Linked DNA regions of Homo sapiens: region 1 is linked to region 2. A link is a contact called in ENCODE Hi-C or POLR2A ChIA-PET data. All regions are on one chromosome and are shown on one strand. Each heading gives the region's core, a stretch centred on a gene start or an enhancer-like site at or near the end of the contact. The rest is flanking DNA. Distances are from core to core; before and after follow the strand shown.

The links. A loop is a pair of places that touch in the nucleus more often than their neighbours do. ChIA-PET counts read pairs that join two places held with the same protein, here RNA polymerase II (POLR2A). Pooled maps may share reads with other maps.
Region 1: a map of PC-9 shows a loop between it and region 2 (3-fold over the local background). The contact joins the promoter of WDR70 here to the enhancer-like site in region 2. A Hi-C loop is called at or near these places in 2 of 168 maps with a recorded cell type or tissue (PC-9 and naive thymus-derived CD4-positive, alpha-beta T cell) and 9 of 50 pooled maps. POLR2A ChIA-PET finds 5 or more read pairs at or near these places in 4 of 52 experiments (HEK293T, WTC11 and activated CD4-positive, alpha-beta T cell).

The regions. Positions count from the first base shown.
Region 1 is chr5:37,377,870-37,380,956 of GRCh38, forward strand. WDR70 (WD repeat domain 70) reads left to right here and starts at 1,449. Exons shown (of 18, transcript NM_018034.4): 1 at 1,449-1,523; 2 at 1,620-1,685. The coding sequence starts at 1,499.
Region 2 is chr5:36,743,501-36,746,291 of GRCh38, forward strand. No RefSeq gene overlaps it. Among named protein-coding and RNA genes, the nearest start is that of SLC1A3-AS1, 20 kb to the left of the region's middle. RefSeq lists a silencer at 1,218-1,307. Within about 2 kb of position 1,296, at least 24 of the 41 ENCODE cell types and tissues checked have a DNase peak (open chromatin) inside an H3K27ac peak, as active enhancers do; they include PC-9, where a contact is called at or near this core.

The DNA.
Region 1 (3,087 bases), core at 199-2,698, 630 kb after region 2:
AAGAGATTCTTCTCCACCTTCTAAACGTTAAAGTGTTGAACTCCCACATTCTGTTTAAGAAGGACAATCCTGAGCACACGATTAGCCTTGTAAACTTTAGACTGACAGGCCAGGTGCAGTGGCTCACGCCTTTAATCGCAGAACTTTGGGAGGCTGAGGTGGGCAGATCACAAGGTCAGGAGATTGAGACCATCCTGGCTAACACGGTGTAAACCCTGCCTCTACTAAAAATAGAAAAAATTAGCTGGGCGTGGTGGCGGGTGCCTGTAGTCTCAAATACTAAATAGCCGGGCATGGTGGCGCACACCTGTAGTCCCAGCTGCTCGGGAGGCTGAGGCAAGAGAATCGCTTGAACCTGGGAGGCAGAGGTTGCAGTCAGCTGAGATCACGCCACTGCACTCCAGCCAAGGCAACAGAGGGAGACTCAGTCAACAACAACAACAACAACAACAAAAAGGCAGAGCGCGGTGGCACGGGGCCTGTAATCCCAGCACTTTGGGAGGCCAAGGTGGGCAGATCACCTGAGGTCAGGAGTTCAAGACCAGCCTGGCCAACATAGCAAAACCCCGTCTCTACTAAATACACAAAAATTAGCCGGGTGTGGTGGCAGGCGCCTGTAATCCCAGCTACTCAGGACACTGAGGCAAGAGAAGAGCTTGAACCTGGGTGGCAGAGGTTGCAGTGAGCCGAGATCACGCCATTGCACTCCAGCCTGGGCAACAGAGTGAGACTCTGCCTCAAAAAAAAAAAAAAAAAAAAAAAAAGCAAAGGGTGTCGCCTGTAATCCCAGCACTTTGGGAGGCCGAGGCAGGCGGATCACTTGAGGCCAGGAGTTCGAAACCAGCCTGGCCAACATGGCAAAACGTCGTGTCTACTAAAAATACAAAAAATTAGCTGCGCGTGGTGGTGGACGCCTGTAATCCCAGCTACTTGGGAGGCTGAGACAGGAGAATCGCTTGAACCCGGGAGGCGGAGGTTGCAGTGAGCCGAGATCACGCCATTGCACTCCAGCCTGGGCGACAGAGGCTCCGTCTCAAAACAAAAACAAAAACAAAAAAAAAACAAACCAAAACAAAAAACCAAAAATTAGCCGGCACCTGTAATCCCAGCTACTCGGGAGGCTGAGGCAGGAGAATCGCTTGATCCCGGGAGGCAGAGGTTGCAGTCAGCTGAGATTACGCCACTGTACTGCAGCCTGGGCGACAGAGGCTCTGGCTTAAAAAAAAAAAAAAAAAAAGGGAAAGGATGTTATAGAAACTCCAGATACTACTTCTCCCCTCCAGTGGTCTGAGTTGCGCGGCGCTTTCCCGCCTGTCCGGTAGGGCGGTGCCGCGCAGAAAGCCGCGGTCCCTCTGCGGAAGGCGCCGCTCTTGGCTTCGGCGGCGCCGCTGTAGCTTGAAGGCGGTACTTCCTCCAGCATTTGCCGCAAGTTATTGGCAAGTTCCCCTGCAGTTGTTTGGGCTGTCCCTGTGGCTGGTTCTGGGGTGTGCGGCCAGCCATGGAGCGCTCTGGGCCCAGCGAAGGTGGGTTTCATGAGGCGAGTCCGGGCGGGGTGGGCCGTGTCGGGGGAGCTGGGGCGCCGCACTAACTAGGCCGCCTCTCTTTTCCTCTTGCTCCAGTGACAGGCTCAGACGCGTCGGGACCGGACCCGCAGCTTGCGGTCACCATGGGCTTCACGGGGTTCGGTGAGTGACTGCCCCAGGCAGAGACCCTCTTCCTTGTGCAGAGGTTTGAAGATCCGCAGAGTGGGAGTGGAGATCGAGCTGTCAACTCGGAATTATTGTAGCTCGGGTGCATACCTTGCAGTTTGTCAATATTCTTCTCCCATTTGTCTTCTATTCTGCGTTATCCGTTGGAACCAACTCAGATGACAGTTATGAGAGTCTGGAGAGAGAGGAAGAGAAAGGATTTTTCTAATTTTAAGTCACCAATAATGCTAAAATGAACATTTTTGTAAATAACAGCATTTGTACGAGGATTTTTAAAAATACGTAATTCGGTAGGGTAGATTTCTAAAAGAGAGTGTAGTTTATTCAGAAATATAAATACTTAAAAAGCTGAAAAATTGGGTATGTGCCTTTTAAAGCTTCTTGATGCTTATTGCCGTAATACCCATCAAAAAACTTGTTCCAGGTTATACCAAAGTTAACAGAATTAAGAATGCCATTTTTACCATATCCCTACCAACACAGAGTAGGTATTATTATTTAAAAAGAAAATTATTTAAAAAATGAAAACAAAACTTAGTAGACTGATACATGAAAAATGATTTCTCTTTATTTTCCATTTTAAAATTATAAATGCTGTTCATCCAAACATTGGGATTCTAACTTCCCTGAACCTTTTCTCAAGGTCTTCTTGTTTTCTTTTGACCAGCGTGTATTAATTCTATGATAGTAATTAAACAGTAGACTTACACATATTGGCCTTGGGTTGTGTTCACACATACTAGTTCTGTAGTTTCTCTATTCATTCTTTTTTTTTTTGGAGACGGAGTCTCGCTCAGTCGCCCAGGCTGGAGTGCGGTGGCAAGATCTCGGCTCACTGCAATCTCTGCCTCCCGGATTCACGCCATTCTCCGGTCTCAGCCTCCCGAGTAGCTGGGACTACAGGCGCCCGCCACCTCGCCCGGCTGATTTTTTTTTTGTATTTTTAGTAGAGACAGGGTTTCACCGTGTTAGCCAGGATGATCTCGATCTCCTGACCTCGTGATCCGCCCGTCTCGGCCTCCGAAAGTGCTGGGATTACAGGCGTGAGCCACTGTGCCCAGCCTTTTCTATTCTTTTTTTATTTTTTGAGATGGAGTCTCGCTCTGTCACCCAGGCTGGAGTGTACTAGTGCGATCTTCGCTCATTGCAGCCTCCTCCTCCCAGGCTTAAGCCATCCTCCCACCTTAGTCTCCTGAGTAGCTGGGACCACAGATGTGTGCCACCACACCTGGCTAATTTTTTATACTTTTGGTAGAGACGAGGTTTCACCATGTTGCCCAGGCTGATCAATCTCCTGAGCTCAAGCAGTCCGCCCACCTGAGCCTCTCAAAGTGATTACAGGCATGAGCCACCCCACCCGGTATAAATCCTTCATTTT
Region 2 (2,791 bases), core at 46-2,545:
TTCTAGTGCACACCGTGGTTTTTAGATTGCAGTTTTTGAGTTGATTCCAAGAATTTTACTCTTAAGAAGCCCAAATAGCACTGCAGACAAATGTATTTTTTGAAATAGTAGAAAAACTAACAGTTCAGAATTTTTGGACTAAGTAGCTGATAGAGAACAGGTTGGTAACAGGAGACTGGTGTAGACTCATAGACTCATACCCTTCTTGCTGAGCCATCCTCACCCTGTGGCTTGGCCTAATTGATTTTCTAGGATCTTTAACCACGTCTAGGCTGCGGATACACCTTGCATGGTGGCATGACTACATTGATGGAGTTAGAGCTGAGATCCACATTCCTATTTCTCATTTCCTGTCCAGCTGCCTTTGATGGATTTTCCTTAATCACCTGGACCCTCACAGCTCTGCCACTTTCCTTGCTAGTTCGGATTAGTTTGATGTTTATGTGTCTGTAATAATGGAAACAATAAAAACCACCAACCTCCCTGCTATTCTTCAGGTGCTTTACATACACATTATCATTTAACGTGCAGTTTAGTGCTGTGCTTACAGCATGGACTTTGGAACTAGACCACTTTGTTTCCAATCCTGGCCCTACCACTCATCAGCTTGTGTGACCGTGGGCACATTCATTAACATCTCTAGGACTCAGCCCTTCCATCTCCCTCTCCCACAAGCCCTGCTCTGGACACCAGACTCCCCACCACAGGGAGCCTCCTGAGATACAGATCACTGTTACTAGGGGAGGACAACCTTATGCTTCCGTCCACAGTATCACATTTCTGATGACGACTAACTATCACCCAGAACAGATCCAGTGAAATGGCAATTTAAAAAGTACTTCTTTATAAAGTTGCTGCGAGGATCATATGTTTAGAAGGGTCCCGGTAACGTAGCCAATGCCACATAGGTGTATGACCTCTTCCCTATCTTTTGAGGTAGGTGTGAGACTACGGTGCTCAGAAAAGTGGAACGACTTTGGGCAACTTGGGAACAACTTGCCCAAAGTCACACACTTGATCAGAGGCAGAGGTAGGATATGGAACCGGATCAAGTCCAACCGTGGACTTTCCACCCTGCTGCGCCGTCTCAAGTTTGTCCCTGATTGGTTCTGAATCCCTGGCGCCCATTCTCATCCCGCCCATCCGAAGATAAAACAATCTTCCTCCCGCGCCCCGCTGCTTCCCGGGAGCTCCCAGGAACTCTAGAGAAAACAGGAAAACTGAAAAGTGCGCTCTGCCTGCTGTGCCAGGCATGTCCCTCAGGGGGAGCCAACAAGGCTTTATTTCGTCCCGGCAGCTGGCCCCTGGGCACGGCCCCCAGCCCGGCGTCCCAGTTCCAGCCGCGCTGCAGGGGCGCGAGGGTGCCCGGCTCGCAGGTGTCCGCGCGCACCGCAGGGCTGCCCGAGTGCGGCTGGCGGAATCCCTCCCCAGCTGGGGAGGAAGGCAGTTGTTTTCTTCCTGGTGGAACGTTCCACTTGAAACTGTTCCACAAGGGCTGTTCTCGCCTCCGACTCCGGGAGGAACTGTAATTAACACAGCAACAAACGCCCACGACGCTAACTGGCAAAGGGAGTGTAACACGAGCCGCTGCTACAACCGAACTGGGCCAATTGCTTTCCCTTCTTGCCTCCCATTTGGTCTGTTTTGGTTCCGCAGTCATCCAACTGTAGCGTTTCTTAAAACATGTCAGTGGCTGGTGTTTGTGTTTTGGGTTGAACAGTTTCACACACGTCGCTGGAGCCCGTGCTCGACCAGCTGCTGTGCTGGGGATTTGCTTTCTGCGGCTTTGGGAGTGTCAGGTAGCAAAACGAAGAGAGTAGTCGACTAGAACGGTGGCGGGGAGGAGGAGGAGGGATTGTCTGCAGTGGAGTCGGGAGCCTCCTCCGGACCAGGACAGGTAAAACCGGTCTGCCAGGTCTCAGGGGGAGCGGGTGGAGACGTCCCACCTCACCTGGCTGCGCTCCGACTCAGGCTCAGCCGGCAGGTTCTGGGGCAATGGGGGAAGGGAGAGGGGCCGGGCCCTTGTGGGTCCCGCACGCACACAGTACTCAGGGGCCAGCCAGGTGCCATCCCAGGTGGCCCAGCTTGGGGTGGGCAGCCAGGGTTGGGGCAGGGGTGCGTCCTGAGTTCTTTACCTTTGAAAGGTCTGATTTCCAATGCTGCCCTTACACATACCCTTGCTCCTGCCGAGTTTAGTCCGTGGCTTCACTGGGGAACTTGTTACATGGAGATTCACGGGCCCTGCCGGAGACCCAGTGAGGCAGAATCTGCCCTTTAACAAGATCCTCAGGTGATCTGCAGACACGTTAAAGTTTAGGAAGCACTGACTGCCTTATGACATATTATACTTTCTTCTAACGTCTTTCTATCAATTTCCCATCGTGTCAACACACTACCTTAGAAAATTGCAGAACAGGCAGTGGCTTTTAGAGAACTGTAACTGCTCTCAGCTAAATGTCTGCCCCGTTTGATGCTTAGTAGTAGCTCTCTGCTAATTACTGCTAAGGGGTAGAGTGGGGAGAGGCACAGCCAGCAGGACTATACAGTCCAACCCAGGAAAGCTCAGAGACTAGATGGGGAACCCAAATCCAAACAAGAAGAATGATGTAACTCTACAAGGTAAGAATATACAAGGCAGAAATGACTATCATAGAAGCAACGTAAACAGTATGTGCTGCATGTTTAGTAAATTCACTGTATTAAGTATCTACTACCAATTTTTTATGTATTCTCTCTCTATACAGATTCATACATATACATATATGTCTATAAGTATATAGAGACAGAATAT